2 separate regions of the Mus musculus genome follow, and region 1 is linked to region 2. The links are chromatin loops, found by intact Hi-C in ENCODE. Cell type or tissue: left cerebral cortex. All regions are shown on one strand. Links, peaks and the distances in the headings refer to the core of each region. The heading gives the core; the rest is flanking DNA.

The links. Peaks named below come from ENCODE experiments on the same cell type or tissue, not always from the same donor. Only the 100,000 strongest peaks of a DNase experiment are listed, where the experiment ranks them.
Region 1: it touches region 2 in a loop (4-fold over the local background); 4 of 42 quality-filtered maps call a loop at or near these places.

Annotation. Positions count from the first base shown.
Region 1 is chr15:68,208,372-68,224,251 of GRCm38, forward strand. It overlaps Zfat (zinc finger and AT hook domain containing), which reads right to left. Exons shown (of 16, transcript NM_001145888.1): 3 at 4,222-4,473. Among named protein-coding and RNA genes, the nearest start is that of Zfat, 43 kb to the right of the region's middle. In left cerebral cortex, for the core only: no CTCF peak of the experiment used is centred there; DNase peaks (open chromatin) are centred at 7,184 and 9,902.
Region 2 is chr15:67,426,542-67,442,421 of GRCm38, forward strand. No RefSeq gene overlaps it. Among named protein-coding and RNA genes, the nearest start is that of 1700012I11Rik, 210 kb to the left of the region's middle. In left cerebral cortex, for the core only: a CTCF peak has its summit at 7,958 (motif pointing left); a DNase peak (open chromatin) is centred at 7,950.

The DNA.
Region 1 (15,880 bases), core at 2,715-10,714, 780 kb after region 2:
AGGGGGAAAATCAACTTTCTCCAGAGACCTCCAAATAGCTTATCCAGTCTCAAGTGGTCAGCCCCAAACCTATATATATGTATATATGGGTATATATATATATGTATATATATATATATATATATACACACACACACACATATATATACATACACACACACACACACACACACACACAAACACAAATACCACGTGTACATGTATATAACAATAATAATTATACAAGATGAGGGCATGAGCCCCAAGACAGAGGTGAGGGAAGAGTTGAAAAAGAGAGAAGGAAGTGTAAAAATGATGCAAATATCATATACTCATGTATGAAATTCTCAAAACAATAAAAAGTTGTAAAGATATGGCTCAGCGGTTACAAGCATACACTTCTTCCAGAACACGACATCAGTTCCCAGTGCCCATGTGCGACAGCTCACAACTACCTGTCACCCCAGCTGCAGAAGATCCCATGACCTCTTCTGTCTCCAATGGGCACCCACATACATGTGGCAAGTATTCACAGACACAGGGATACACACACACACACACACACACACACACCAGGTACACAGTCACATATAAACAGGAATAAAATTTTTAAAACTCTAAAAGTGTATCTGCTAGACTGTAAACTGCAAGGAGATCTCAGAAGAGTCCTGACAAGATGTATTGGGCCAAGGGTGGAGTAAGGTCTTTCCTCCTGGGCAGTGTCACAGGCATATTACCTGTACTCATAGAGTCAGTTATATTTGCCTTCTCGGGATTTCCTGTGTTGTAAAAAGGAAACCACAGGACGAGGGAGCCAGCACAGTCAGTATCGTGCTTACCTTGCAGGAACGAGGATCAGCGTTCACCCCAGACTCCACAGTAAGAAGCTTTTTCAAAACACAAGCAAGGCAGCACTCTTAGAATGTCAGTAATGGACGGCAAAGACAGGCAGAGCCCTGGGCTTCTCTGGCCAGGCAGCATAGCCAGCTGACAAAGTGAGCTTGTGATGCCTACTCTTGGTTGCCAACTTGACTATATCTTGAATAAACTATAATTCAGAAATGGAGGGCAGGCCTGTGAGAGATTTTCTACTTGGTCTGAAGTGGATAAATCTACTTCTATCCCTGATCTTTGAGGTAGGAAGACATAAGCCTTTGACCTGGATCTTGAAGTGGGAAGACATGCCTTTAATCTGGACCACACCCTCGGCTGGAAGCCTATATAAGGGCATGGAAGAAGGAAGTTGTTGCTCTTTGCCTGCCTTCCCTCACCTGGCTAGCACATTCATTTCTTCACTGGCACTGGCATCTACTTCAGGATTCCAGTGTATACAGCAGACCAGCTGAAACACCCAGCCTAGTGGGACTGAGCAACTACCAGATTCTTGGACTTTCTGTTCACGGGTAGCCACTGTAAAATCATTCCATACAGTCTGTGATTCTAGAGTAGCTTGGCTAATACAGAGCTCAAAGCCACTGAGAGATCCTGGCTAGTTGACAGACACTGAAGGTCAATAACTGAGGATCTCTTCACCTTCCCATGCCTATCTGTATACACATGAACACACAAACACACACACACACACACACACACACCCCAAAAGTTAAAACATCCAATGCTGTTCCTAGACCTTTACTGGCCATAAGTTGGTATGAGTTTTCTATGGAGAAATGTACTAACGAATTTTTGACTAGGCAGACCTACCGTCAAGAATTTAAACACATGCACAGACACATACATAAAGACATTGTACTAAGTTGTTTATAATCCACAAGAAAAATAGTAACACAAGTTGTCACTGACTGTGCCCTGGCTTCTCAACACTGGAATATGGGGACTGAAGATGCCACAGTACCACATAACAAGGTGTCAAAATAGAGATAGGTTCTAGGCCAGCTATATAAGGACTTATTACTGTGCCCCAAAATCAGACCTAGGTCTGGGAGGCAGAAAGGAGAACTCAGTATGGCAAAAGACTGAAAGCCCTGATCCCAAGCATCTTCAGAAAAGTTGGGGGCATGGCAGGACAAAGATGTGGAGCCACGGCCACCGGCACTCACGGCAGAGAACTAGTTCTCGAAGGACCAGCAGAAACCAGAAAGGCTGCCTTGGCCAGAGCTGCTGAAGGCGTAACAAGCATTAGGTAGGGTGCAGAAAAGAAGAGAGGAGCTGTAGGTGTTTGTGCATATGTATGTGTCTGCACATAGTATGTAAAAAAGACAAGACACCGGGGAGATGGAGAAGAAACACAGAGAGAGAACAGCAATGCCCGTAACCCACATCAGTGAATTACAGAGCCAGGGCTGTCTAAGTTTCAGCTTCAGAGGTGGTATGACCTTACCCTAAGCAACTTCTCCCTAAAACCTTCCAAATGAATTTAGGTTCCAAGTCAAGATACAGACGCCTCCCTCCCGCCTAAACACTGACATCTCACACTGAGGGACAGCAGCCAGTCCACTGCTGTGTCAGGGTTCTGTTAAGCACACAAAGTGGCAAGAGCCACAGGATCATCTCGGGAGCTCTTCAGGGAATTGGAAAGATGTTTTAATCAGCTGCCACAGGTGCAGGCAATGAGCCTCGGCCACCCACCTGAACACCTGTTAGTATAAATTGATGAATTATTTAATAATCCATCCTATCTGTGCTGAGATTTTGCGTGCCAAGCATCTTACTACATCAGTGGGAGACATTTACAGTACAAAACATTTCAAAACAGCAATTCAAGAGAGTGGCCTGGGGTCAAAGGCCAGGTCCTCTTGTTACCTAACAGACAAAAGCAGATTTCTTTGCTCTTCAGTGTCGAAGTGTGCTGTCCTCAGAACACAGAAGGACAAACGTGCTAGAACGAGATGGAAAGAACAGCTAACAGCACTAATGTACACTGGGTCTTCTGACACGGCGATTGCTATGCTAAGCTCCACAGAACTCCTGTCTCGCTTAATACTCAAAGCACTCACACGAAAGAACAGTTTTTATTCCTGAGTTATCGATGACGGAACTGAAGCTGCAGCAGGATAGCAAAGCTGGGGCAGAGTCAGACGTGACACATGCTGGGCCTCCCCATAGCACACTTTGCACAGCACAGCACAGCCCACCTTGAAGACAGAAAAGAGCCCGAGCATCAAACAACCCCAGGCCCACAGCAGGTGCCCTTGGTGTAGCTCTGCAACTCCTTCCAAAAGGCCCTCTGCAAATGTGCCATGGAATACCCACTCCGTGTCATGCTTGGGGCCACTCTCAGCCTCACTTTATTTGCTTCAGAGTTGAAGTCTAGCCAGGAACATAGCCAAAGGAAGCCCATGCTGTTTTATCTCCAAGAACAGCCGGTACCGTCTAGCAGTCTAGTCTTCAGTCATCAATGACCAATCAGCGTGCTTCTCTATGCTCTGTCTTTCCACTGAGATATCACCTTTCCTCACACTCAGGATTGTCCAGGTCCACTGTGCTCACATTAGAATGAATGTTCTTGATGACCGCCCTTCTGCCCGCCCACACTTTGCTTCAAGCTCCCCAGTCTCCCAACACATGAACTCACCAAGGTAGAGACAAGAGTTTTACCACTGCTATAATCCCCACATCTCCTCCCTCACCAGCATGCCATGGGTCTGACCTACTGCATAACATCTTCACCTCAAGGACTACTCTAAGCTCAGTAAGAAGCCAGTGAACCAGAAGGAGAGACCCGATCAAGCACACAGCACTCACTCCCAAGCAACAAGCCTGAAAGCAGGTATTAGCTGTCACCGCTCGTGATAAAAACCTGGCATGCAGCGCTAACCTGCATCTCCCTCCTCCTCACCCACTAACCTGCATCTCCCTCCTCCTCACCCACTAACCTGCATCTCCCTCCTCCTCACCCACTAACCTGCATCTCCCTCTTCCTCACCCACTAACCTGCATCTCCATCCTCCTCACCCACTAACCTGCATCTCCATCCTCCTCACCCACTAACCTGCATCTCCCTCCTCCTCACCCACTAACCTGCATCTCCATCCTCCTCACCCACTAACCTGCATCTCCATCCTCCTCACCCACTAACCTGCATCTCCATCCTCCTCACCCACTAACCTGCATCTCCATCCTCCTCACCCACTAACCTGCATCTCCCTCCTCCTCACCCACTAACCTGCATCTCCCTCCTCCTCACCCACTAACCTGCATCTCCATCCTCCTCACCCACTAACCTGCATCTCCATCCTCCTCACCCACTAACCTGCACCTCCATCCTCCTCACCCACTAACCTGCATCTCCATCCTCCTCACCCAGATTCAGCACAATGATGCAGATGTGCTTGCGCAGCTGGCGTGTGTTGGAGAACTTCCGGCAGCACTTGCTACACTCCAAGCTGCTGGGGGCCAGTCTGCTCCCTTCCTCTGTAGCCAGGGGACCGTCCTCACTGGGGCTCACGAGGTTTTCTACCACCTCCTCTTCAGTGCTGGGCTTCTTTGTGGAACCCTTAGGCCTCCCTCTCTTTCTCTTCATAACCAAAAACTCTGTAAAAGAAACAACAGGGCAGGAGGCAGTCACATGCGGGGACAAAGCAGGACAGTTACACTTAGCTTCTTTGTGTAGGAATGGTCATGTGTTTTATTAAAATAAGAGGTCTGAAGCAGTTCCCCAAATTACCAGCTGCAAGCATCTTTAATGTTAATGTCAATGTATCTATCTACTAATGGTAATTGATTTTGCAATATCCTGCTTCAAGACTATCAACTGGACAAAACCTTTGCATGTACTCCTTCAATAAAGCTGGAAGGGGTACAAGTTCATATTGTGGCTGGAAGTACACAAATCCTGTCCCTTATTAATCCCTGCTTCCACGTGAACCCAGAGCTCAGAACGTGCTTCAAGCTTCCTTTGCAGAAGGGTTTCAGGGACTGCTGAGAGGAACACACTCCTAATGAGTTACACAACTATTCTGATTATGTCAAAGACTCAAATTGTCCTGGCAAAGAGGAGGAAAAAATATTATAATGTAAAGCCACAAATTATAGGGCGAAAGATAATAAAATATTTTTCAAGTTGCCTAGTGACCTGGCGATTTTTAAATAGCATGATCAGAACTGCTTCAGAGTGAGTTCCAAGCCATGTTACAAAGCAGTCTTGTCCACTAGTGCGCATCATGAAGACACTCATCTACAGACTGACGATGGAATGAAGCAGGGAGTGGGTAGAACTGCACATGCAATCATGTGAACTGGGACTCATACAGTTCTATGGATGCAATATGCTGGGGAAAGACTCTGAGATAGTCCAAGAAGGGGTGTGGCCTCAGACTAATGACACCCCCAATGCTAGAGCTGTCACTGGACAACCCTTCAGGGTTGAGGGGTCTAGGGTTTGGCACCATCTTACGTGAAGGCTTGGTTGTGGAATGAGGACTCTTCCTGCTCTCAATAAAGATGAGGCTTGCAAAAGGAAACACCAGCCACTTTATTCAACTTGTGGAACCCTTTAATTAAGGGAGTCACCCAAGCCCACGAAGCAGGGAGGGAGATGGGAGCAATCTGCAGGGCAGAGCTGCATGACTGTGGCACTCTAGCCAATGCAACAGACCTCAAGCATTCAGGGACACTGCACACTGGAATGGGACAGGAAACTTCCTGGGAAGGGAGCACCCTGTAGGGCAGAGCCTCTGCAGAGATACAATGCCAACCGCAGGTCAGCACTGCCTGAGGATCCAGGCTACAGCCTAGGTAGTCTGGACCATTTCAGACTTCAATCCATCTCACGTAAGGCATGTGGGGTGGGTTGAAATGGGAAGACACAGTGAATACAGACATGAAGACAAACTAAGAGACAGGACAAAGAAAGCAGCCAACATCCCAAAGCCCTTTGGTCCCCTTGCCAGCCCTAATTCCCACCAAGGACAGAGACTGTGTTTGAGAAGGACCAGGCAACTGAAGGTTCAAGGAAGGAATCCAGTAATGGAATAAGAACAAAGCCTTTATGTCAATGTCTTGCAAACTTCTTATTATTATTCTTTACAGCAGCCTGTGCAACCTGAAGGAACAGCAATTAACATCCAAGAAGCAGCATTAGCAGAATCTATAAAAGACCCACCTCACACCCACCAGCTGCACGTGACACTGAAGTCTGTGGCCCAGCCCTAACCCCATGGCTAGCAAAGCCCTATTGCGCAGACAGAAGCTGCTCTCTGAATGCTCTGAGCATGCAACTATGTAGTCAAGGCAAATTTCACCCATGGAGAGGTATGGCCTTTGCCCTGGGTGACCTAAAGGTCTTACGTCCTTCCTGATAGGTATGTCTATGACTGCCTGAAAGCTTTGACTTAGGTGCTATGTGAAGGGGACTTTGAAATATGACCCAGAAGCTCTGACCTCCAGATGGACGGGAGGGAAAGGGCTTGGAAATCTCAGGAGGGTAGAGGTCACACAAGAGCAGTATTGTCTTCCAGACTGAAGTAGAGGCTGGGTGCACTGAAAGCTAGAGTGACTTCCCGAGTGAGTCTTGACCTCATCGGGCACCAAGGACAGGAGGAGGTGATGAACCTGGCCCTGGGTGAGAAACCCAAGGCTCCACTGTGAGCCATCCTAGTCTCCTCCACAGTCCCACATGGAGGCTCTTACTGTGTTCTGTAAGTTTCTCTAGCAAGTAAAACATGAGGAAGGTCACAACAGTCCACCAAACTGCAGCTAGCCATTCAAAGGCTCAACTGGGGCTGGTGTCTTGTGGAGAGCTGTGCCCTCACCTGCAGGACTGGTAGACTCAGTGTAAACCCCATGCTTTGACCAGGGATTTCCAGGCACTTCTGCGCTGGGCTGGCATGTGCTGGTGACACACAGTGGGAGCACAGCACAAGGAGAAATAGGGCCAACTGTCTGTGAGTCTCTTTGCCAGTACACTGGGTGCTCTGTGCAGGCAGAGTCCTCCTCCTGATGATGCCTTACGTCCCTTAGCACCTCAGCCAGTGTCCTGACCCCACAAAGCCACATGAACTGAACTAATGAGCAGTGTGGGATCTGGTGCTTAAGGAAGAAATAAAATCAGCCCTGAAAGCTTCCCACACACAACAGCGACAAAACTAATCTTCCGTCCTCTACATCCATAATTCAGATCCTCGAAACCAATTAGTTAGCTAAAAATGAAATATTCATAAATGAGCTTGGAATAATTTAAGTTCTGAAAACAAGTTGCTGCTGTCAACTACCCACATTTTCATGAAGAGCTGTGAATGCTGGAGCGGGGAAGAAAAGCACGCAGCCTCAAGTCAAACCAGAACAGACCTGGCTGGGTTCCTCCTCTGCTCCTCCCTGAATCCCTTGCCGCGGTCTGCCACTGAGCTCTGGTCATCTGTCCTCAGTGACTCTGTCCACTCATTTCTGTTCTAGCCTTCTGCTCCAGGTTCTTCCTGCCCCTGTCCTTTGTCTCCATATCATCTCCTAGCTCTGGAACAGTCCATTGTTCTGAACAAATCTGCCCCACCATCCTCAGACAAGGTACTGGGGAACACTGTTCACCAGGCATGATGTATCCCTTTGTCTTCTCAGACGTGGAGCAGCTTTGAATAGTTACACTGTCCAGACCCTCCTAAGATTGAGGCTGTCACCATCCCTAAAAGAAGGGAGGCTGGACAGGGCTATTAACCCTCTCTTAAGATTCTGGCCCACTCCACCCTACACAGATCTCAGGAGGTGCTAGGGTACATGGAAGGCAACAGACTAAAGGAAGGGTAGGCTCAATCTATGCAATTATAGGAAGGCTGTCACCCATGCAAAGTGTGACAAGTTGGTAAAGCAGCTGTTTTTAGGTCATGCTTGCCCCTGTAAGTAACCCCTCCTCTGTGCTCCTACAAGTGAGCCCAGGAAACTCACTGGTTCACCAAGATAGACCTGGATGAAAGGATGTCTCTGGTATGTCATTATTCTATTCTGGGTACACAGATATTGGTCATGTCTCTCTAGAAAAGGTAGCTCAATGCTGGGCTTTCTCCCCTTTCGCACAAAACACACACACACACACACACACACAGGTGTGCATGCACATACACACAAACACACATGCCTGCATCCATGCATGCACACACAGGGTTGGGGGGGGGGGGGGCACCCACTCTGTCCTCTGCTTCCCCTTACAGTGTCCAGTGCAGTTGCTCAGAGTTTGATGAACATGCATATATATCCCTGTCTTCCCATCCGGCCCCTGCACCAAGTCCATTTCTTTCCCTGCAGATCAGACCCTAATGCACATCCTAGAAGGTGGCCCCATCCAAATCTTAACTCCTTCTCTTGGATGCTGCCAACAGCTAGTGAGGCAGGACCAGCCATGAACTCACTAGACTGTCACACCCACTAGTACATTGAATGTGGTCTCAACTACAGTTCCCTATGTCCTTTTCCTCTCCTCCTCCTTCTACAAACCCTGAAGCTTGAGCTGCCTTTTAATTCCTGGTCTTGCTGGTTCTTAAAACAGAAGTGGAGAGGTGTCAGCAGGTAAGAAGCAAAGGATCACCAGGTGACAATAGCCAGTGAGGCTTTTGGAGAAGGAGCTGTGCCTTGTGTTTTAAGTCTCCAACAAAAGAAGGGGCCAGAGTCATTGTGTATCTGAGCCCGTGAGTTCAACGTTCTTTATCAAAAAAAAAAAAAAAAAAAAAAAAAAAATCACCGTTGTAAATCCAAGGCCAAAAGTCCTGGCAAAGAAACAAATAATCAAGGGGAAGTTTTCAAAACAAAACAGCCCAACAAAATAAAAAAAAATAATAATATAGGCCTTTTCTTTGTACATCACTCAAGTTTATGAGACTCTCCGCTAGTCTCTCATTTTATTGTTTAAAAAACAAAAACAAAAAAACTTCGTGAGATGTGTACACCAAACATAATTCACTCAGTAGGAAACAAACCAAAGACCCAGAGATGCTCGGGCACTTTTTCCAGAACCATTTGCTGGACATGTAGCGCTGGAAAGTGGGTGTCTTTATTCTCTACCAAAGACCTTACTGCTGAAGCCCCTCAGGGCTGACTAATGATAGTCAGCTGTAAACATCTGGATGGACCCAGTGTATAGTACAGAGAAAATTCCTTTGAGTTGAGCAGTCCTGGATACAAGCCTTCCACCTCAAGTTCCTCAGCACACAGATCAGTTTCCACTATACAGAGCCCCTGTTATAGATGTGGCCACTGTAACAGTAGGCAGTGTACTCAAAAATGGCTGACAGGATGGCAACTGTATGCTATTTCCCTATAGCCATAGCATTCTGAGTGGCAGTATCCTAGTTAAGAAAGTACTACAGGTGGAGGTGGCACTGCCTTTAACCTCAGCAGTTAGCACGTAGATCTCTGTGGGTCTGAGGCCAAGCTGGTCTGTAGAGCTAGTTCTAGGAGAGCCAAGACTACACAAGGAAATCCTATCTCAAATTAACAAAAAACAATGAACTACCTTTCCAACCAGGCTATCATTAAATAACGTAGCTCTTAGATGTGCCTGCATCCCTGTTCACTCTGACTCAATGGATGTACTTCCTTGATTTCGTCTTTTAAAATAGCTCACACCCCAAGAAAGCAAAGTGGAATTAAGGTCACACTGACTTTATCATGGCCACCCAGTGCTCTTAGATGGCAGCTTGGTCTCTAGTCAGTATAGCTCCAGATACTGGAAAATCTGGAAAGACTAGCATTGCGGGAGCCCTGACAGTCAATCTCCCTGACATTTATTTCCAAAGCCTAGGAAGCAATAGGGGAGACAATGAATTATTTATCAGAACCTGGAGAGAAGGAGCCTTTCAGGTTTCTGCACAATGCCATACTCCTCTGTGGGAAGAGACTGCGTCCTGTTCTACCTCACAGCTAAGGCATCAGAAGGCAAAGGCCAAAGCTGTTTCCGCCCTGCAGCTTCATCAGACGTACTGTGGAAAGGACAGCCATGGTGACTCATGCTGCTGTGCATACACCACAGACACCGTGCTGAGCCCTGCACAGGCTCTCCTTCATTTACTCCCCAGGGATGGGACCTCGGCAGCACTATCCCAACTACACAGTCAAGAAAACAGAAACATGATAGACAGATGGCTCGGTCGGTCGTTAAGAATATTTGCAACTCTTACAGAGAACGCAAGTGTGTTTCCTGGCACCCACATCGGGTGGCTCACAACAACTTGTGACTCTAGTTCTATGGAATGTGATGTCCTTTTCTGGTGTCTGTTGGTACCAGCACACATGTGATGCACAGATATACATGCAGGCACACATACACACATACACACACATAAACACAGACACATACACACATATAAAGCAAAATAAATATATTTATAGGTTAAAAAACAAAACAAACAAAAAAACCACATTGAGGCTTGCAAAGATTAGTTAGCATGACCCAAAGTCACAGGGCTAGGCAGCAGCAGAGGTAGGGTTTGAACAGAAATGACTTAGTCAGTGAACTTCATAACAATGTCAGAGCAATATGCTCATACATCATTGATAATGGCTTTATCTGTAACAAATATCCAGAAGAGAAAACATTAAACAGGTTTCAAAGCTGGGACAAATGGCTAAGGTGTTTAATTAACATATCAAAGCAGGCACTGGCCATCAGATTCCCCCTGCATCCCTCAGACCCTAGCTTATTTTTTTTGCAGGGTTCTCCTGGCTGATATACCCTACCACCTACCCTAAACTTTTTCAGGCCAGGGGCTAGAATGTTATTCCCTATACAATCCAACCATTTTGGTTACCTGCTCTCTTTGTACTTTTGGGTCTCCTGGCTTTTGTACCTGGTTCCCCTCTCTCCCTCCCCCTTCTCCTCACAAGGCTCGGGGTCATGACCACTCTGGACTCTCCCAGACAGTCTGCCTCTGGCTGTTGTATCCCTTTTATCTATAATAAACCTCCTCCACCACACCTAGCAGCAGTCATGTCCTTCCCTTTTTATTTATTGTTTTCACTTATTTGTTGCTGAAACCTGGGACCAGTCATGTCCTTCCTTCCTTCCTTCCTTCCTTCCTTCCTTCCTTCCTTCCTTCCTTCCTTCCTTCCTTCCTTCCTTTCTTTCTTCCTTTCTTCCTTTCTTTCTTTCTTTCTTTTTTTTACATTTACCTTGCGCCAAACTCAGGACCAGTCATCTTCTTTCCTTCCCTTTTTTTTTAAGTTTTTTTTCTTTTCTAATTCAATAACAGGTCTAACATTTTTGACATCAATTTCCCTAGGAAGCCTCCTTTTACCCTCAAGCCAGAGCATATAATCTCCAGGCCAGACTTAGCACCTCCAAAGCACGCAGCCACTGTATTCACAGTACCTCTTACGTACCTGTCATCCACCAGAGAGGAACAGCTCACAGGCAGAGCACTTGGGACCCCTCAGCATCTAGCATAGCAGCCAAGCACAAAGCAGCCCCAGGGTCAATGGGTGGTGAACACAGAAGTGGAAAGGAAGGGAAAGATGAAAAGGAAAAGAATACATTCCCCTTGAGGGGTCTGCAAAGGGCTAGGAGATGAAATGCTGCTCTTGGAAGACCCATAACTTCTTCAGTAAACAATGACCCAGCTCTCCATGCATATAGGACCAACACAGCCAAGCACTGCATATCACAGTCTCACACACACACACACACACACACACACACACACACACACACACATATACACACACACCAAGGAGAACGAGCTTGATGTTTGATCCATTTGGCTATTTTGTCTTCTGGATCACAGCTTGGAGCACTGCCAGAGACTTAATTTGCAAGAGGGAGGGAGTGAAAGGTCATTTTGCAGACCACATCCTTGGTGAACAGGAAAGATTACAGGGCTATCAAATAAAGCAGAGGGCTTAGGAGCCTTCATGTTATAAAGGGAGAGAAAAGCAATAAATCAATTACTACTCAGCTAAAATTTTAATTAAACCATTTCAAGTATCTCTCAAGTTAAAATGAATTGTGAAGGTTAAACCTGGGTGCCAGCCTTAGAGAGAAGCTAAGCCTGGACAAGCTTCAGACGTTCACAGAGAAACAGAAGGACGTGGGGGTCCTAATAAAAGACTGGAAGAAATTTTCTCATTGTAAGAAGGGGGTTTTAATTAAAGTTTTAAGGAATACCTTTTAAAATTAAACTATACAAGCAATCTATTAAACACAAAAGGACAAAATGTACTAGAGAAGAATTTAGTCAAAAGTCAATTGCATCAAAGAGGGAAGTGACAGGGAAACCAGCGAGGTGGTGACTCTCTGCCGTCCTGTGCTGCTGGCCCTCCTCAGCATAATAACAAGGTTGCTCTTTTCAGGGTCACCACTATCCAGGACCAACTTTAATCCAAATACCAGAGCTAAGTGAGTCCAGAGCATGATGAAATCTCGAGGTATCCGCTCTTCATTCACCATAGGTACACTGCATGTGCTACCTGCCTGCTAGTCCTTCCATGGTGACCTTGGTCATGAGAGTAACTACCCAAGGATCACAGCACTTATGCTCAAGCAATCTTTATTCTACTTACTAATGGCCGGAAAGTGCAAGATTAGCCATGCTGACAATTTTATTGTAGACTATCATCTTAATTGTTCTGTATAATGTTATTGTTGCTAACCTCTCACTATGCTGCATATGTATGGAAGGCGGAGACAGGTGGGTCCTGAGAGTTTGCTGACCATCTAGTCAATCAAAATGCTGAGCTCACAATAAATGAGAGACCTGTCCCAGAACAATATAACAGAGAGTGACAGAGGAATACATAACATCCTGGTAGACACACAGAGACAAATACCACACACACACACACACACACACACACACACACACACACACACAAACACGCACCCATTCAAAAACATTAAACATAGAATTATGTAACGCAGCCATTCCATTCCTAGGTACATACATAAATGAAACCACATATGCATGTGAAATCTGTGCATCAATGTTCATAGAAGCATTATTCACTATAGCCAAGAAGCTCAAAGAAGCTAAATTGTCATTAATGATGAACCAATGGATAAAAGTATAGTATGTCCGTGCACTGAAATGTCATTCATTCATGAAAAGGAATGACCTGTCACATGCTAGCACATAGGTAAATCCTGAAACCAGGACACTAAGTGAATGGAGCCAGACACAGAAGGCCACGCCTTATGACTCCTGTTCATATGAAGCATACAGAGTGTAGACATTCACCAGGACACATCCATCAGTCAGTGAGTGCCAGGACATCAAAGGAAAGGGAAAACTGGCTGCTTAGGGGTGCAAGTGTTAGTTTGATTTGGCTTTACAGTGATGAGAATGTTTTAGAACTGGGTAATTGTAAAAACATACATATTTTGACCGTGGTTAAAGTCATGGAAATGTATGCTCCAAGGCTGTTGACATGGTAAAATTTGATGTCAGTGTTATCTCAAAAAAAAAAAAAAAAAAGTAAGTTAAAATAGAATTAGCCATCTAAAAAATAAGTCATAGAAAACTTAAAATGCATAAAAGAGACAAAACCATAGGAAACACTACAGTGACTATAAAGACAGAGAAAGCCTCACACATGCTCAGCTTAGCAAGCTTCAGGCATGTACTAATGGATAAGTAGCATTTTTCTGTTTTTTTTTTTTTATGTCTGTGGTATTTTTCTATAGAAAATACATAATTCACTTAACTTTTCTTGACAGCATATCTCTTCTCTCCAACTTTTAAACAATGCACCATGAACACTATATATTGTGTATTTATGCAGGCTCTGCTCTGGCAAAGAGAGAGTGTACTCATTTAGAATTTTAACAGGTCTATCAGAATGCTCTGTGAGATAGACTGCCCATTAACATTATACCAGGATCTAGAAGCTTCTATTTTTCCATACTTAAAACAATGAAGAATACCAGTATATCTTTAAAAGTTTTCTCTAATTTGATAATAAAAAATTAAAACTATGTATAATTTTAATTTATATTCTGTTGGTCACTAATGATGCTTCCTGGGTACTGATAGGTGGGATGGAACAGATCCTGTAAGAGAAAGGTGAGGCAGCAAAGCCAACATCAAGAAAACAAAAGATGACAACTTCAAATGCCAACACATTCAATGGCACTTGAGTAAGAGGATTCACTGTGTACCAGACCCTGTGCTGGGGAATGGCCCAAAGGCATCTTTGGGAGAAGGGAAAGAGAGTAGCCCGGGCATAGTTAACACATGGCCGGCCGGGGACATTGCTCTGAGACTCAGAGTGGAGTTTTAGAGCCCAGAGGAAGGGGCCTTAAACCCACACATGGCTAATGCCAAGTCCTCCTGGGTCAACCCAAACTGACGAAGGCCAAGAAATGTGCAGGAGTGAACTGGACAAAGCTATCTTTCAGGAGTGAGCATCCCAGGCAGAAGGCTGACGTCTGCCTTCTGCTAACTGCTGCTTCTGTAGCAGCTAGATCTCAGGTGAGCAAGGGGGGAGTTGGGAATCAGAGACCAGTTGTGGAGGGCCACAGCCAAAGACAGATCATACTATGAGGAAGGAGACCTGGTCTTGTGTGTATAATGGCATCGTTAGGTAAGAAGGGAAATGGCAGAATTCAGAATATACATCTCACAAGCACACCCACACAGTCCTCCCTGTAAGTGCATAATTTTTCCCGTTCTTGCTTATAAAAGAAACGAAACTATAAAATTGTTTTCTGTTTGATTCATGCTCCGTTTCACTGTAGTAAGAAGATCTTAAGCAACACTGATGAAAAGGAACTAAAACCTTTGCAAAAGCTTCTCTCGCATGCTGGCCATGGTAATCCACTGACTCCTATCTGCTGGGTGAGTTCGATGAACAAACAACCCTCTTCCCTGAGTTGATGCCTATTCAACCCAAACCGGCAAGGTGTTTCTTAACTGGAACCTGTCCTGCTGGGATGCCTCTCTAAGCAGGAAAGCACTTCTGTGAATGGTCTGCATCCTAGTAGCTCCTCGATGGGGTCAGGCAGGGAAAGGGTGGGAACTGAGACTTCCAGGGCTTGGGAGAAGCAGTTTCTCTTCCAGTCTATGCAAGCTTTCCTCCCCTTTTTATTCAAATCTGAGTACCAGTCCCTACAGGTTGAGAAGTAACTGTGGAGAACTTTCCACTGAGTCGCTTTTCTGTGGGAGAGGGGACGATCTGTCCCAAGCCTCTGAGGGTAGATGCAGCATAGGCACTGGGCAATGTGGATGCTGACCCAAGGGAATCCCTCCTCCCCCTACGCCCATTTCAGGGGCTTATGTTTCTTAGTTTCTCATCATGCAACATGAACAGCAATACTTCTTGCTCCTCAACAACTTAATCATCTGTCAGACATATTTCTCCAGCACCCCAGGCCTCGGCCAGAGGGACTTATTAACCAAACATTTTTCCGTCTGGAATCTCTCCTTGTTAACAGTGTCCGACAGATGATCAATAAGCCAGACTGTTTTGAATGCCACTCTGAACGTTCCCAGGAAAGAGCAACTGTATGGTGAGAGTGGCTAATGAACCCCTCAATGGGACATTTGCCACCCAGCCTGGGCTTCTGCTCGGCAGACTGGTGCTGCCCCTCATCATGCATAAAGGGGTTTGTGGGGGCATTTGTCTAAGTCTTGTTTGCAGCTGTCCCTCTTGCAGCTGTCCCTTTTGCACTACATGTTTTCCTTCTCGTCTGTGGGGACCTAATTACTGTGCCTAGATGGCTTCTCTAATCCATGGTGCCTGCTGTAGCTGATATCATTCAGGAACAGAGGTACAGCAGCTGCAGACAGATGTATCTCCCTTTGCCCACTGACTGTGAACCTGAAAGAGTCACAGTCTCAACCTTCCTTTAGGTTTAAAATATGGGTTTGGAGACACTGTTTCCCAACTTACAGAGAGTAATTTATTGATAGCGTACAAGACCTACCTTCATCCTCATCTGTGCAGGACCAGAGGTAGGGAAGCCACACTCTCTGACTTAATCTGAATATTTGTCGTCATTTCTCAGATAAGTAAAGTGAGGATTAGA
Region 2 (15,880 bases), core at 4,450-12,449:
ATTGGGGGAGTCCAGCCTGGTGCATAGAGACAGTTTAAAGAATCATGAAACAATTTTGAAAAGGTATCTTTTGGTGTTAAATCCCCAACAGTGATTGGCTTAAAAGCTTGTTTGTGAGAATGTTACTATTGGAAAGTTGTAGAACTTCTAAGATGAGTTTTAGTTGAATGACTAGGTCTTTGGAGGGGTACCCTCAAGGGGAGTAAGGTACCCCAGAACATTGCTTTTCTTTTGTTTATGAGGTGAGTGGTTTTGATTCATAGCTCACTCCCTAACATGATGTGCTACCCTGCCACAGGCCCTAGGGGCACCAAGGCCAACTAAGTGATCATGGACAGATACCTCTGAAATATCAGACAAATAACCTTTCTCTAATATGATGATCTCAGTTGTGTGTTGTAGCACTGGAGAGCTGACGAGCTTGGGAGGAGTTAACTAGGCATGAGGAGAGCTTATCTGGATCTGAGACCATGTGGCTGTTTCTCCATGACCATCATAGTAGGCAGTAAGAAGTGCAGAGGCCGGGCCAAGCTCTGAAGCCATATGACCAACCCATTCTCCCTAGGAAGGCATTCATTGTGACACCTCGACTGCACACATTCTGATTCTTATGAAGCGTATTTTTAAGATGTGCTTGAATAGAAGGGTAGTTGGCTTTTGGGTGAAGAAAGGCCATGGGGCTCTCTTGTACCCATTCTTTACCCTCACATTTTTAAAGAGTTAAAACTTGCTTTGCTTAAATAAAAATATCAAACCTCATGTTGGGGAGAATGCACAGTCAGTAAATAGTTGGCTGTGCAAGACTGAAGTCCTGAGTTTTATTTCCAGAACCCATGTAACAAAGCTGGACATTGAGGCATATGCTTATAATCCTAGCCCTGAGGAAGGGAAGATAGGCACATCTTTGGAGTTCATTAGCCAGTCAGCTTGAAAGACTTGGTCAGGTCCAGACTAGTGTGAGACTACTTAAAACAAAACCCAAAACCCCAAACAAAACAAGAACAATGTAGCTAGTACCTGAGGAACAACACTAAAGACTGAACTCTGACCTCCACATATCTGCACAAACATGTGCTCCTGTACACATGCATGTGTACACACACACACACAGACACACATAGACACACACAGACACATACAGACACACACACACACACACACACACACACAAAACTCATCACTTTCTTTCTCTGTTAAAGCAAGGGATTGACACCTGGTTGTTCAAATTTCACAGGAAGAGTGGGGACTAAACTTAGCCCTGAGTGACTATATTGCCACTCTCTTGAAATATAAGACTATGAGTATAGCCTAGACAATAGACTATCTTATTTCACTGAGAGAGTTCATTTAAAAGGCACACATGTCTCTATTATAGATGATACGGACTTTCACCAAATTCAAGACTTCATCAAGAATGCATCCTTGAGCTTGCTTTCCACATCTCTCTCCATTGCTCATACCTCCCACAGCTAAGCTCTGTTGAACCTAAACCCCCATGAGGCATGGCTCCTTTCACCAAAGCCTATAACCTACCAGGAAACCTTTGTGGCCCTGCTTCCCTGTCAAAGCTGGGAGCTTCTATGTCATCTCATCTGAGTCAGAGAAGTATGCTATGTGTAGCACATGCCCCATTAACAACCCTCAAATCCCCCAAAACCCTAACCACCAGGAACTCTGCTTCCATATTTCTGGAGGGAGGTTCAAGATAAAGCAATGGCTCTTCCTTTTTGTAGATGATCTGAGGAATGGTCTTGGCCACTGAACGTTATCCTGGTCGAGGCTGTGATGGAAGCTGCCTGCCTTTATTCCTAAGTCTTCAGGATTATTCAGGCCTTTCTACCATTCTCAGGAACACATGTGGCTTATCATTGTCTTTGCCTGCCAGTGTCTGTTTTTTTCATGTGCTACAGTACCTCTGACATGTATTACAAGGTGCACCAAAATAAAGCTCTGGCACATGACCAGAGAGCCCTGATTTCTCTGACACTATTACAAAAGAAGGGAGGAAAGCTAACATAATCCTCGTCCCTGAGTCTACACTGTTCCTTCTGCTCCATTGTGAACTGTCTGTCATCTTTTCTTACTAGAATACCAGTATACACATTTATCACGTCAGTGCCTGAATGTTATGCTCTGAGATGCTTCCGTGTGCTCTACTTAAATTACAGCAGCAGGCTCACAGGCCATTACCAGGATTGCCACGTGGCTGAGCTTTTAAGAGCCTAGAGTTGTCCTCTAGCCTCTATCTGAACTCTGCAGGGAGCACAGTAGTAAACTAATGGGTGCTGGGCTGGCAGCTACTCACCAGAGCCCCATGTCCCATGCCCCTTTGGAAAGATTCATCCATCCCCGAGTTTCATGGTCAGGGATTACTTTTGTTTGTCAGTTGTTCTATTGGCTGCAATGTGGGTCTGCTGCTGTAGTTTAAGCAGAAGCAACCCAGAGAAAGAGGTGCCAGATGCAGCCACTGATATGGTAAATGTGTATTCTGGTATTCTAGTGAGAAAAGATGACAGACAGTTCACAACATTTATGTACATAGAGGTAATTTTAGAAGGATCCATTCCTTCCTCCATGATAGCTTTCATTTCTCCAGGCCACAGGCCGGAGATACCAAAATTTGGGGTTAAGATACCAAAACTCTATCATCCTCTTGGCTTATAGCATGCACTTCAAATCTTTCTCTATTTGAGCTATTGCAGGAATCTGATAGCTATAGACTTTTAGAAAGAATGTGTGCATTTGAGTGATGCCCTCAGTATGCAAATGTTGACAACACCTGGAGATCAGAAAAAGAAACTGACCACACCAGGGGATCAGGTGTCCCTGTGAGGCTAAATAGTCTGTGAAAAACTGACTTCTCTCGGGTAGCTTTGTTTGTAGGCTTCCCACTCTGGCTGCAGTGAGCTCCCTCCTCTTTTCACGAAATGTTGGTTGTTATGGTGATAGACAGAGAAAACAGGAGATCCTCAGAAATGACCAATATGAATTGTTGCCCACATCACTCATTTGCAGCCGAGCTGGAAAATCACATCTCACCATGAGCAAAAGATTCAACAGGGACAAAAAGGGTATCTGCTGAGGACTGGGGAATTTATGCTTCCTCTTGTCTTCCCGTGGTTGTTCTGATAAGGTCTGGAATCCTGTTATGGAGGTCAAGGTGGCAGAGAGAGAACCAGGTTCTTGATGGTGACTTGGTAATTAACATTTCCATTACCCCATCTTCAGAGTGAACATGTTGGAACCTTGGCATGGAGGAAGCTTAGCAAGAAGTTGTGAGTTGCCCAAGGTGTGTGGTCAGATATGGTCAGGGAGTTGGTACTGAGGCTGCTCCTCTGGCCTTTGACTTTAATGGTGCCTCATTGACCACCAGGCAATCTACTTAGTGCCTCATTCAGCTCTCTTTCTTATACCACTCACTCAGGCCCAGATGTCCAGGGATTGCAATGCTCACAGTGGGATGGACACGCCTATACCAATTAACAATGAAGAAAATGCTCTACAAATGTGTCTATAGCCAATCCAATAGGGAGGATCCCTCTTTCCTGTTATGCCTAGTTTTGTGTCAAGTTCACAGTACAACCTTTTAAACACACACAGATGCATACACACACAGATGCACACACACACACACACACACACACACACACACGTACACACACATATAAACACACTTGGACATACACATTCATGTACACATATTACCACCACCACATTCCAGGTATTCCACGATGCTTCTCAGGGAGGAATTAGATACAGTTCATATAGGGCAGTTGCCACAGAAAAGACATCTAACTCACCACCTTCCTTATGGCAAAAGAATAGGGATTCAATGCTCTCTCATTAAACAGTGCAGCGCCAAAAGCAAGGTATTCTGAGCCTAGCCTTTATCTTTGGTTTTGATGTAGTCATTCTCTTCTCCCCTGGAAGAAATGAGAAGTACAGGGTATTACCTGGACAATGGACACTCATCCTTCAGACACAGCCTCAAGAGAGCTTCTCCTGGTTGGGATGAAATAAAGTGCCAATCAAAAGACAGAAATGTGCCCTAGGCTACATCTTCAAGATGTGTAGTTGAAGTGGACACTTTGTTCTGGGCTTGTCCAGAGCTGGGATTTTTGTCGGCTTTCACAGACATGCTACCTCACTATGATCAGGGTACTCGGTGTCCTCACAGAGGCACATCCCACTTCAGGCCAAGGAGCCCATAAGCACAATCACCTGAGCATGACCAGACGGTTTAAAAGAAGCTCATGAAATGCGTCAGATTACATAACTGATAAGGAGCCCCAGAGACCAGTGGTGCCCAGACCTCCTTTTATAGCACCAGAAGGCTTGAAAAGCCACTGTTTCTTAGCAGACCTGGCTGGCACATCAGTGATTTGGGCACTCAGGAGACATACAATGGCATCAAGAAGGAGAAAAGCAATGTATTCTTCATCCCTAACAGTTTCCTGTTTGCACAAGACCTCTGCGTGTCCAGAACAGGTACTTTTGTGGTAAATTTGCTATCACATGTCAATTGAAACCACCTCCAACTCTCAAAGTGCCATAGTTGAGTTGGAGGAATAAGTCTCTTCAGCACCCTCCCATTCACCCAAAACTCTTGTGCACCAAGCCAGGAGTTTGGAGCCCTTCTTTGTAGGGTACACTGTGGTGAAGTTGCTTTTATGTGCTCACTTTCTTTTCTCTTTTCTGATTTTCTTTTCCTTTTTGGCTTTTTGAGACAGAGTCTCACCATAGTGCTCTGGCTGCCATGAAACTTACTATATAGAGCAGGCTAGCCTCACACTCACAGATTTCTGCCTGACTCTGCCTCTCAACTGCTGGGATTAAAGGTGTGCATTACAACGCCCAGAACGCTCTCTTCCTGATGCATTCGTTTACCTGGAATTCTTTCTTTAAGAGCAAAAGTTCAAAAAGTCCTTTGCTAATGCTCTAAAATAACTTTATATGATTTGATATTTAGCTATTGAAAATTGTTTTACATGTCAAATTATTTGCTATGTTTGTTTGTTTTAGCCAGTCCTACTACCCAGCCTCCACTGGCATTGGGTTCCATTTGTCTTCCCTTAACTTTCCTGTGCTGGTTTACAGGCACACACCAGCACACCAGACTATAGTTTAATTTAAAAAAAAAAAAGATTCATCTACTAGCAAATAAACATCTTAAGTTAACATGAGAAGATCAGAAAACTAACCACTTGTTATTCTCTTGAGTTGACACATTTTCAGTCTTGGTACCATCTTGATATTTTCTTTCCGTTGACAGCAGTATAGGGTAGACCCTTGTTAGTATCCTGCTCTTTAAACATATTGAGGGAAGAAAACTGCATAGATGGCTTGCCAACATCTGATGACTACTGCCACGGCACAGCTATTGATGTGGAATCAAGTATATACATCATCAACACACACATAACTGTGAGCTGAAATAATTATTGTCTCCTTTAAGTTGATTTTCACCAGATGTTTGTCACTGTGACAGAAAGCTACTACATCAGGGGTGATTTATGACCAGGCATAGCATATAGCCTTGGCAAAATGTTATTTCTTGAGAGGCTCAGCTCCTGGCTGATGCCTTTGAGGACATCATCTCATGTTGATGAGGTAAACCTCATCTTGTGTTGACCTATCTGACCATTGTGTGAATCTGCCAGGTGGTGCATCCACAGCTTGGCCAGGGTCTGTACAAAACAGACAATGATTAGTAACTGAACTGGAGCTGCAGCCAGAATCTACGGAGGAATTGGCTCTCAAAACATCCCATTATCATAGCCTGAGAGGTTATACCTAGTGATGAATGCATTTGCTAAGTAAACCATCATTGGTTCTAGAAAAGCGCTGTCTGCAGTCAAAGATGCTATGGGAAGGAGACCTCCTCAGTCATAGCTGCCACAAAGACTGAAGCCCAGGCACAAGGCTTTCACTCACTAGATGAGATGTGATAAACTGATTATGGTTTCTGTAGCCTTTTCTCCATGAAATGGGCACATGAGTCAGCAGAGATCTACATGTAGTTGGTGCTGGATACATAATTAAATGAAGCCACTGATTGCAACTTACCTGTGCCAGTATCCGGAACACTTATATTTTGAATAAACAAGTAGTGAATGAGTGGATGAATGAATGAATGAATGAGTGAGTGAGTGAGTGAGTGAGTGAGTGAGTGAGTGACTAGACAAGTTCTAACATAAGTAGGTTTGGTAGATCATGATTGTAATGTGGGACATTGAGATGGGAAGATCCTTAAGCGTTCTAGGCCAGATTGGGCTACATAATAAACTCCCAGGTCAACCTCAGCTTAAGAGTAACTATCTCCATGTGACATGGTCAGTCACCAATACAATGGTCAAGTACACGGTGAAGAGGTGAAAGAGAAAGACAAGAGGAGCTGTTTGTTCACTATGAAGAAAGACTAAAGTGGAGACACGAGAATAGTGAGAAACAGCCTGATGTGAGTATCCTGTCCTTGTTGCCAGAGGCCATGGTGATGTTCAGGCCCATGCTGCCACAGAGTATGGGTCCATGACTCTGCATCAGTAGAGGTCTGAGTTGATACTCATGGCCCATGTTACTTCTTAAAGCCATTGGAACCTCTCTGCTCTAGGCTGCTGCTTGGGGCCATGTGGATGTCCATAGATGCACAGAAGGAGACCCTCCTCTCACCTGGGCTGGAAAGCTGGCATTGGTGGTGCAAGTATAGAAGAGCAATTCAGCTACCACCCAGGCCCAGATCCAGGGCTTTGAGTTGGCCTATTCAGATATCGACTCCATCCATAAAATGCTGGAGCTCATGAAGGGACCAGTCCTGCAGAGCCAAAGCTGCAGGTTCTCCGTGACACAGGGTAACGACAGGATATCCAAGAGGAGTCTCAGTGAGGGTACAGTATTGATGATGTAGCAGAAGCCAGAGGCCTTGAAACAGACCAATGACCAATGCCTCATTGCAATGAACATTTTTGCGTGCCCGTGCGCATGTGTGTGTGTGTGTGTGTGTGTGTGTGTGTGTGTGTATTTCAGGTTCTTAATCACCTAAGCAGTATTGGTAAGGGTTCCATCTGATGGAATCAGTCAAATTAGATGTTGGCTTGTTACTCCCAGAAACTTTCTGCCACCATTGCCCTAACATATCTCATAGGCACAACAGTATTGTAGATCAAAGCACTTGTGGCTGGGTTTGTGTTTCTGTGTCTCTTTTGGTAGTGTACAGAGTACTACTGTACTGCAGCAAAGATGCCAGAACATAGGGATTAAGGCTGTGTGTTAGACACCAACTCAACTTCATGTTCCCCGAGTTGTATTGGTGTTGTCTTTAGCTGTCAGTTTGTGGAGAGCCAACTTCTCTTGGCAACAGCCTGGGTTGTGTGCAGGTTCTCATGGAAACCTTTTAACCAACAACTCAATTAGATGTAAGCCAATCATAGTACTGGGAGCTTCATTGAGTGACAGGAGATCTTCACTTGGGGGTCTCTCTCCCTGTTACTTGGATATTTTATTTACATTGTCTTCATATATGCACATATTTTAGGAGGCTTCTACTATAATAGGTTTCCCTTCAAATGGTCCCCCTGTCTTTCCCATAATCCCTCCTTTGTCTCCCTCTCTCCTCCCCCTCCCAAGTTGATTCTCTGGTTCCATCCTTCCCCCCTATCCATCCATAACCATTCCATTTCCCTTACCTAACAAGATCTACCCGTCCTCCATAGTCCCTTAAAAGAATGGAACTTTAAGATGTTTGTATAGGTAGTAAATTCTAGTCAGGCCTTGTTCTTTGAGACTCGGAGAGTCAGTGTATCTGCCCAAACCTCAAGCCAGGACTACAGAAGTAATATGTGCTTTGAATGGATGTGTGACTGACCTAATTGAGGAGGACAGTTAACATTCAGGTGTCAGCTTCCAACTTGTCCAAAGCCTCACTGTAGCCACTGGCCAGAGTGCCTGCTCTCTTGCGCCACCTACTGGACCTTGTGAAAAATCACTGTATAATTGCCAGTGCAAGGCCTGGTGCTAGGTAGTAAAAAGAAAAACCAAATTCCACAGAATGAGGACTCATGGTATCAAACAAAACCTTTAAGGTGAGTCTTCTCTTTTGTGTCAAAAGTGATGACTATTAGATGCATTAGGTGTTTACAAGCTACAGCACCAAACTCTACAAAACATGAGGTCAGCTTTTAAACAATAACTCTTCAGAAAAGATACCTAGCTTTTGGGATTTTTCTGTTTCGTCCTTCTGAAGGAATATCAAACCAACCCCAATGATTTTTTTTTAATTTTAGCTATTTTATGGTTATTCTTATTTATTAATTCTCAATCTGAGGGGAAAAGCAGTTTTGATCACAGTGTTCTGGACTAAAACTTAAAATGATATATTGCTTTAACCCTATATATGCATTCATGCACATATGCATGCATTTTAAATATACATATATACATCTTGATGTGATTTCCATGAGATTTGTGGAAGTTGACAGATAGCAAGACTGAAGAAAGGAATTTTGGTGCATGTGGAATCAGAGCATGAATGAGTCCAGCAGGGATAGGTGGGGTTCAAAGGGGACCACTGACCTCCATTCTGGCCACCTAGTCCACAAAACACATGGTGTGTTCATTTCTTCAAAAAGTATTTACTTTATTCCTAATGGACTCTGGAGAATAGTGACAGCTGCTCTCCTGCTTCACTTCCACTGGCTCTCGGCCCTGACTCTGAACTTACATTGCAAAGAAGTCCCTACTAGAATGCCTTTTGATCTTTCTAGTGATGCCCAAAGGCAGACATCTCTGACCTACCTGGTGACTAGTGGCCAACTCATATGGTCAGGAAAAAATGGAGCCTATGGTTAACCATAATGCCAAGTCTACTGTCACTAATATCACCCAAGTAATCCCTCCTTCAAAGTTCACAGTCACCATGAGTGTAGTTATAATGGTTGATGATGCAGGTCTGTTTCCACCCAGCAGATGATCTGCTGACACTGTGCACTCTTTGATCTTCCTCATAATTGCATATCCTGGACACTCTGCTATCTGATGAAAAAATATTCTGTTTGGCATGTGTTACTGTAGACCCCTGTCAATGTCCACTGAATAAATGAGTGACTATTAGTTACTAGGGAATTAGATAAGTGTAAATTAGTAAAAGAAATGGGTCACCTCCATGTTCACTAGTAAACAGTTTTGGCATGAAAATAAGAACTGAAATTCTAGGGGTGATAAGAAAATATAACTCCTTTGATTGTGTCTGAGATGCACAGTCTCATTATCATATATTTTATATCTTAATATAATTGATCACCTAATTGAATGCCTTTAAAAGTCATACTGTGTTTTTAAGTGCTTTTCTTATGCTTTTAGAAGGATTATAGATTATGAGAACAATGTCCTCAGGACATTTTCTTGAGGTCTCTGTATTCACCCTGTTATTTTTTTCTTCACTAGCATTTTTCTAATTTCATTTCTGTTGCTATGATACATTATACCAACAAAGAGCAACTCTTTTGGAAAAGGGTTTATTTTGGTTTACCCAGGTTATAGTTCTTTTTTTTTTTTTTGCAGTGATATCAAGGCAGTGCTTTGAAGCACATAATCATATTACATCCACAGCCAAGAACAGAGAGAAACAATGTATAGGTCTCAGCTAACTTACTCTGCTCTTACACAGTTCAGGTCCCAAACTAGGGAAGGGTGCCTCCTATTCTCAGGCTGGATCTTCCTTAATTTGGTAAAAAACCAATACAGTCATTCACAGACTTGTCCATAGTCCCATCCGATGTAGAAAACCCTTCACTGAGACTCTTCCCAGATGGTTCTAGGTTGTGTCAAATTGATAATTAAAGTTAATCATCACAAGCAGTTATCTTCTGAAAGCCCACTGTGCTTCAGGCCCTGTTACTGACTCTACCATGAATATATTTTCCTTCTTCTGTTCTCTTGAAATTATTGCAATGTGGTGGTGAAGTTTTCCTTCCTATTCATATAGAGGTATCTGGCAAAAGATAGCGTTGACTTGTTCTTGCAATCCTAAAAACATATCCCTTCCTTTCTCTATTGGACTTCTCAATTTCATTTATCATCCAGACATTGCTGTTTTTCTCTACCTGCCACACAATAGTCTTTTTGCCTTTCCTTCTGGAACTTTGTAACAACATCTGATGATATTGCCATTGAATATTTCTTCCAGATCATACATTAAGCTTGTATAAAGCTAATCTCATAAAAAGGTTCAGCAAAGGACAGTACTTTTCGAAAGAACATTCAGATTGGTGAGAGATACAGATGTGTGTATCCTCAGGACATTCTGAGGTTAAGGTGACATCACTATTCCATAACCAAGTGGGCAAAGAAATAATTTAGATGTAGAACAGGGTCTCAACATGGAGGAGAGAACTATGAAAATGAAGGAGTTATGGCTGAGTGGTTGATTGGAGACAATGTGAAAAAACGATGCTACTGTTAGTAACAGTGCTGTTAAGAAAATAACCCTTGAGTTGGTATAGGTACAGGCACAAAGTTCATCAGACAGTATGCTTGCCTTCACATCTCATACCCTTTAAACCTTCCTAGTCAGACAATAGAAAGTAATGTGGCCATTGGAAATGACATTAAAGGGACCCTGATCAAGCCTTCTGTAAAATGGACTGGACAAACTTCATCATGGGAAGACCTTTGATGTCTTGATTCAGAGAGAAAATCACTTTAGTACTCAGGTTTGTGGTGACCTGCTCTCTCTAAAGGAGGTGAAATCCAAATAGGGACAGCTACACAGCTAGGTACTGGAGACCTCTAAGTGATGAGGTCAAACAGTGGCATTGAATCAAGACACAGCCTGGCATGATGAAGGTTGTGCTTAAGGGGAAAAGCAATTCAGAGCCCTCCATGCCACACACACTTTCTTATTAGTCTTAGCTTCATATGACACCTAGTGAGATGTTTAAATGTAGGCACTCTGAGTTTACAGTGAGAGAGAAAGAGGGGGAGGAAGAGAAGAAAGGGGGGGAAAAAAGAAGAGGAGCAGAAAGCAGGGACTGGGACAGAGAGACGGAAGGAAGAAAAAGAGGGAGAGGGAGAGGGGGACTATAAGAGGTTAATGAGTATTTAAATACACAGTTGTGTTTTCTGTTTGGTCTCACTGGAAAAACAGAGTAAATTATATTTTCCGAAGCACTGACTTGCAGGCTATAATTGGAAATGGGCGTGTAGAGTATGGTTCAGTTGCTGTGGCCCAAGAAACAAAGGAGAAATCAAATACAGGAAAACAGAGGGGGGCTGCACCAGTCCAGTGTGGCAGAGAAAGCAAGTGGGGAGCTATAGCTCAGAGGCAGCCAGCTTTTCACCTGGCCTTACTTCTCTTGGGTCAACTCTGCAGGTTCTGTCACATTGCTGGAGCCCTCGGTTTTTGGGAGAAAATGAAAATAATGTAACGATGCTTCCCATGTATTATCCAGAGTTAGTGAGATGCTGTTGAGGAGAGAGGCTGCAGGGTGTCAGAACAAAATAGGTACCGGATGGATCCTTGTCCTCAATAACACATTCATTCAACCCTCATCTCCTTTCTTTTAGAATTTCTCTGCTGTTTCTAGAAAAAGATCTTAATGAGATGGTATCCTTTGCTCATTTGTAATTGTATGCTGTTTAGATCGTATTTTTGTTAACTCACTTTCCTTCCATTTACATTAGCTCAATAGATGCATTGAAAAACCGAGAATAACTATGACCCAGCACATGCCACCCTCCAAGAGCTTAACCCACACTGAGAGAAACAAAAGCCAGTGAGAAATGGGCATCACAATGTGGCTATCTGTCACGACTGGAAGAGACCTCTTCCACCTCAGAGAGTGTTGATGTTGTACACAAGAGGTAATTGATTGCTTTCAAGGTCAAAACATGATAAAGAGACCTGAATCTGCTCACTGGACTTGCTGCCTGCTTGAATGTTCCTCAAAGTCCTGCATCCTACCTGCTTGGACCAGACTGTCTCGTATCTTCTGCTGTTCAATACCCAGTGACTTGCTATTCTTTATGTCAACACCTCATGTGTACTATACCATATTGTGAAGAGATGTGAGGTTGGAATTCTCATCATGAATATTCTCCTATAACCATTAGGAGATGGCTAAGACTCCTAACTATCTTGCCTGATATCTTTCTTTCTTTCTTTCTTTCTTTCTTTCTTTCTTTCTTTCTTTCTTTCTTTCTTTCTTTAAAGAAAAGGTTTCTATAAGAACACACTAAACTAGCACACCCATATGAAAGCCTTTTCCTTCTTACTGATGTGGACAGTCTGAAGGAGGCTTCTGAGAACAAATGAACCATCTACATGCTCTCAATACGGCACAAGAATTTTCTCCTTTCTGTTGCTAATCTTTATTTCCAATATTCACACTCTGTCAATCATTCTTGAAACAAATTCCAAATTCATTTTTTATCTCAACCATTCTCATAACACCCAAATTATCTCAGACACTTTACTAATTAAACATCCAGGAATTTGCCTTGTTATTAATTTCAGTTCTTCCACCTCTAAAGCATGATGGCAACCATTCTTAATCTCTTACCCTCAGCCACCAACCTTTTACACTCTTGCTTGTCCACTTACGTACTCAGAGATGGCTTTCTCCGTGCTTACCCATCCTGATGCCAATTTTGCTTTTCTAAAAGAGCCAATGAGCAATGAGTAGCAAATTCTTGGGATGTTTTAAAGTCTAAACTAAAATTTTCTTACATACAAAACTTAGGTTTTACAAACAAACAAACAAACAAACAAACACACACACACACACACACACACACACACACACACACACACACTCTCTTTCCTCCCCCCCCCCCCCACACTGTTAGATCCTTGGAGACTGTATCAATAGAATGTGTATGCTACAGTAGACTATGTAAGCAGGCTTTTGCTCCTAACGGCTACTCCTGCACTTAGGAGTGAGTGTCTCTTTATTCATTGCCCCAGGCTGATTCACACGCTTCACCCTAACCCAGGCTCGATGCTACTGTTCATAAGCTGCCCCTCTACATGGAAAACCTCGTTATGATGCTTAACTCCTACGAATTGACTAGGTCATAGGGAACCCAACTATTTAGCCATGTGTTATTCTTGGTTTATCTACTGCAATAGTTCTCAACCTGTGTGGATTGTAACCTCTACAGGGGTCACGTATCAGATATCCTACATATGAGGTGACTTATATTATAATCCATAACAGTAGTAAAAGTGTAGTTATGGAGTCACAAGAAAATAATTTTATGGATAGAGGTCAGTACGCCATGAGGAACTCTATTGAAGGGTCACAGCATTAGCAAGATTTAGGACCACTGATGCATGGGGATGTTTTGGGATGAAAAAATACATTTGAGATGGTGGGCTGCTGCAGAGATTTCTCTCCCCCATACAGGGGTGCCTTGTTCAGTCAGTTTATGACCTAAGGGAACAAAAACAGAACTCCTGAGAGCAAGTGCAATTTACTCCTGCTGGATAGCTTTGATCTAGGGCACTGGTCTTTCCTGCTTTTGCACATGAAAAGAGATCAACACTGTCCCTGGACCTGCTGACCTCTAAACAGAGCTACACTGTCTACTTACCCAGACCTGCAGCTGCCTGACTGAAATCCTAAGACTCTTTAGCTCTCAGAGGCACCCAAGAAAACTTATGGCAAATCAGAAATGAATCTTTGTCTCTCTGTCTTTCTCTGTCACTGTGTGTCTCTCTGTATCTTTGTCTTTGTCTCACTTCTCTCTTCCTCCTTCTCTGCCTTAAACTTTCCCTTAATTTCTGATTCTTAGAACACCAATAGACATATCTCCTTTTTTTCTGAGATAGGCAAACGTTAAGGTAGCTCTTGGTTTTCATGACCTGTGTGTTTCATTCCCTTGTGTATGTGGTAGTGGCTTGTGACCTTCTTTTGAACCAGAGAATACCCAAAGGTGATGTGACATAAGCCATGATGACATTATATTATTTTACACAGCCCACTTTAGTAAATTTATTCACCTAGCATGTATCCTTGCAAATGACATTGGCACTAATACCATAGTAAAAATGATTTTTCTTGAGAGAATATACAAATGTCATGCCTCCATTTTCCCTTTTGAACTTACGATAGTATAATGTGTCTCCATGCATATGTGCAGTGTGTACAGGTATGTATGTTTAAGAATTAGATGCTAGCCTAGAGCTCCACCCACATCACTTTCCTCTTGATAGTTTCTAGCTTTGTTCTGGGATTCTAGAAGCTGCATAAGACACAGTCTTTAAAGAAGTATCTGGGCTCAGAGCCTTAGGGAGGACAATAATTCTAGGCCTGCAGGGTATAGCCTGCTTTGAGTAGGAAGACACCACCCATTCTGGTCACTGGTTAGATTGTACAGCCCCAGTAACTGTCACAGGGAGATTTTTGTTGTTAATGCAGAAGTAAAGTTCCCATTGTTGCTAACAGATCTGTGCTGTGAGATGTCTTCAGGCATCAAAGACCTGTCTGCACTCCAGAAGAAAGGGCTCTGGAAGCACCCTTCACCCAGGGACTCTTCTGCCTGACTATGGAATTGGTTCCAACCTATCTCAGGGATCTGGAATCCAACCTGTTTTGTAATGCTCTATGCTCTAAAAATGAGGAACTTAGACTTTTGTCTCTTGGCTAATGCATTCATTTCTTCTCTGCTATGGCTTCTTTATCTGGCAACCTGAGATGGTAGTAGTAGTAGTCTATTTCTAGGTGTGAGTATAAGAACAGTGTCAATATCAACCAAGGTTGGTTTTAACTTATGGCCACTACACCATCACCGATTTCTGCCACCCATTTCAGTGATCATCAGCCTGTTCCATTACCATCAATTCTGATTCATTCCTGTTGCTGTGGCAAACCACCCTGACCTGAAGAATCTTAGGGACAAAGAGGTTTAGTTCAGCTAACAATGTGAGGTTTAGCATCCATCATTGTGGGCAAGGCAGGAACTGCAAATAATTATTCATATTACATCCACAGACAAGAGCAGAAAACTAGTGCATCACAGGCTCACTGGCTTGCTTGCTTGCATGTACTAGGCTCAACTTCTCCATTCTTAAAAAGCTCAGAATCTCCTTCTGAGGGAATAGTGCCTCCGACAGTGGGCTGGATCTTCCCATATCAATTACCTAAATCATGGCAACCACATATGCTCAATGATCAGCCCAATTTGGATAATCCTTTATTGAGACTCCTCAGGCAATTCTTGATTGTATCAAGCTGATGAAGTTAACCACACATCTGTATGCTCCTTTGTTGTTTCTTTCTCTCCCTTGGTGATTCTGGCTTCATCATCTTCAAGTCAATTTTGATAAGTGCCTCCTTTGCTCAAAGCACACTCCATATTGCCACAGAGATCCATGCAGTTTCCACTGATGCATGATGAAGAGTTTCAACAGGCCTGGAACAGATGCTGATTATATATGCACAGACCAGGGAGTGGCACTATTAGGAAGTGTGGCCCTGTTGGAGTAGGTGTGTCACTGTGAGTATGGGCTTTAAGACCCTCATCCAAGCTGCCTGGAAGCCAGTCTTCCACTAGCAGCCTTCAGATGAAGATGTAGAACTCTCAGCTCTGCCTGTACCGTACCTGCCTGGATGCTGTCATGCTTCCTGCCTTGAAGATAATGGACTGAACCTCTGAACCTGTAAGCCAGCCCCAATTAAATGTTGTCCTTATAAGAGTTGCCTTGATCATGGTATCTGTTCTCAGCAGTAAGACTCTAAGATAGACTCTCTGAGCAGAGATGCTGGACTGACCCTTAGCTGCAAAACAGCAGTTCAGAAATTTTCAGTTGACTCAGTGTCCTACAGCTGCCCATGGTCTGGGTCTCCCTTCTCTTTCTAAAAGTAGTCTACCAAATAAGGAAAGT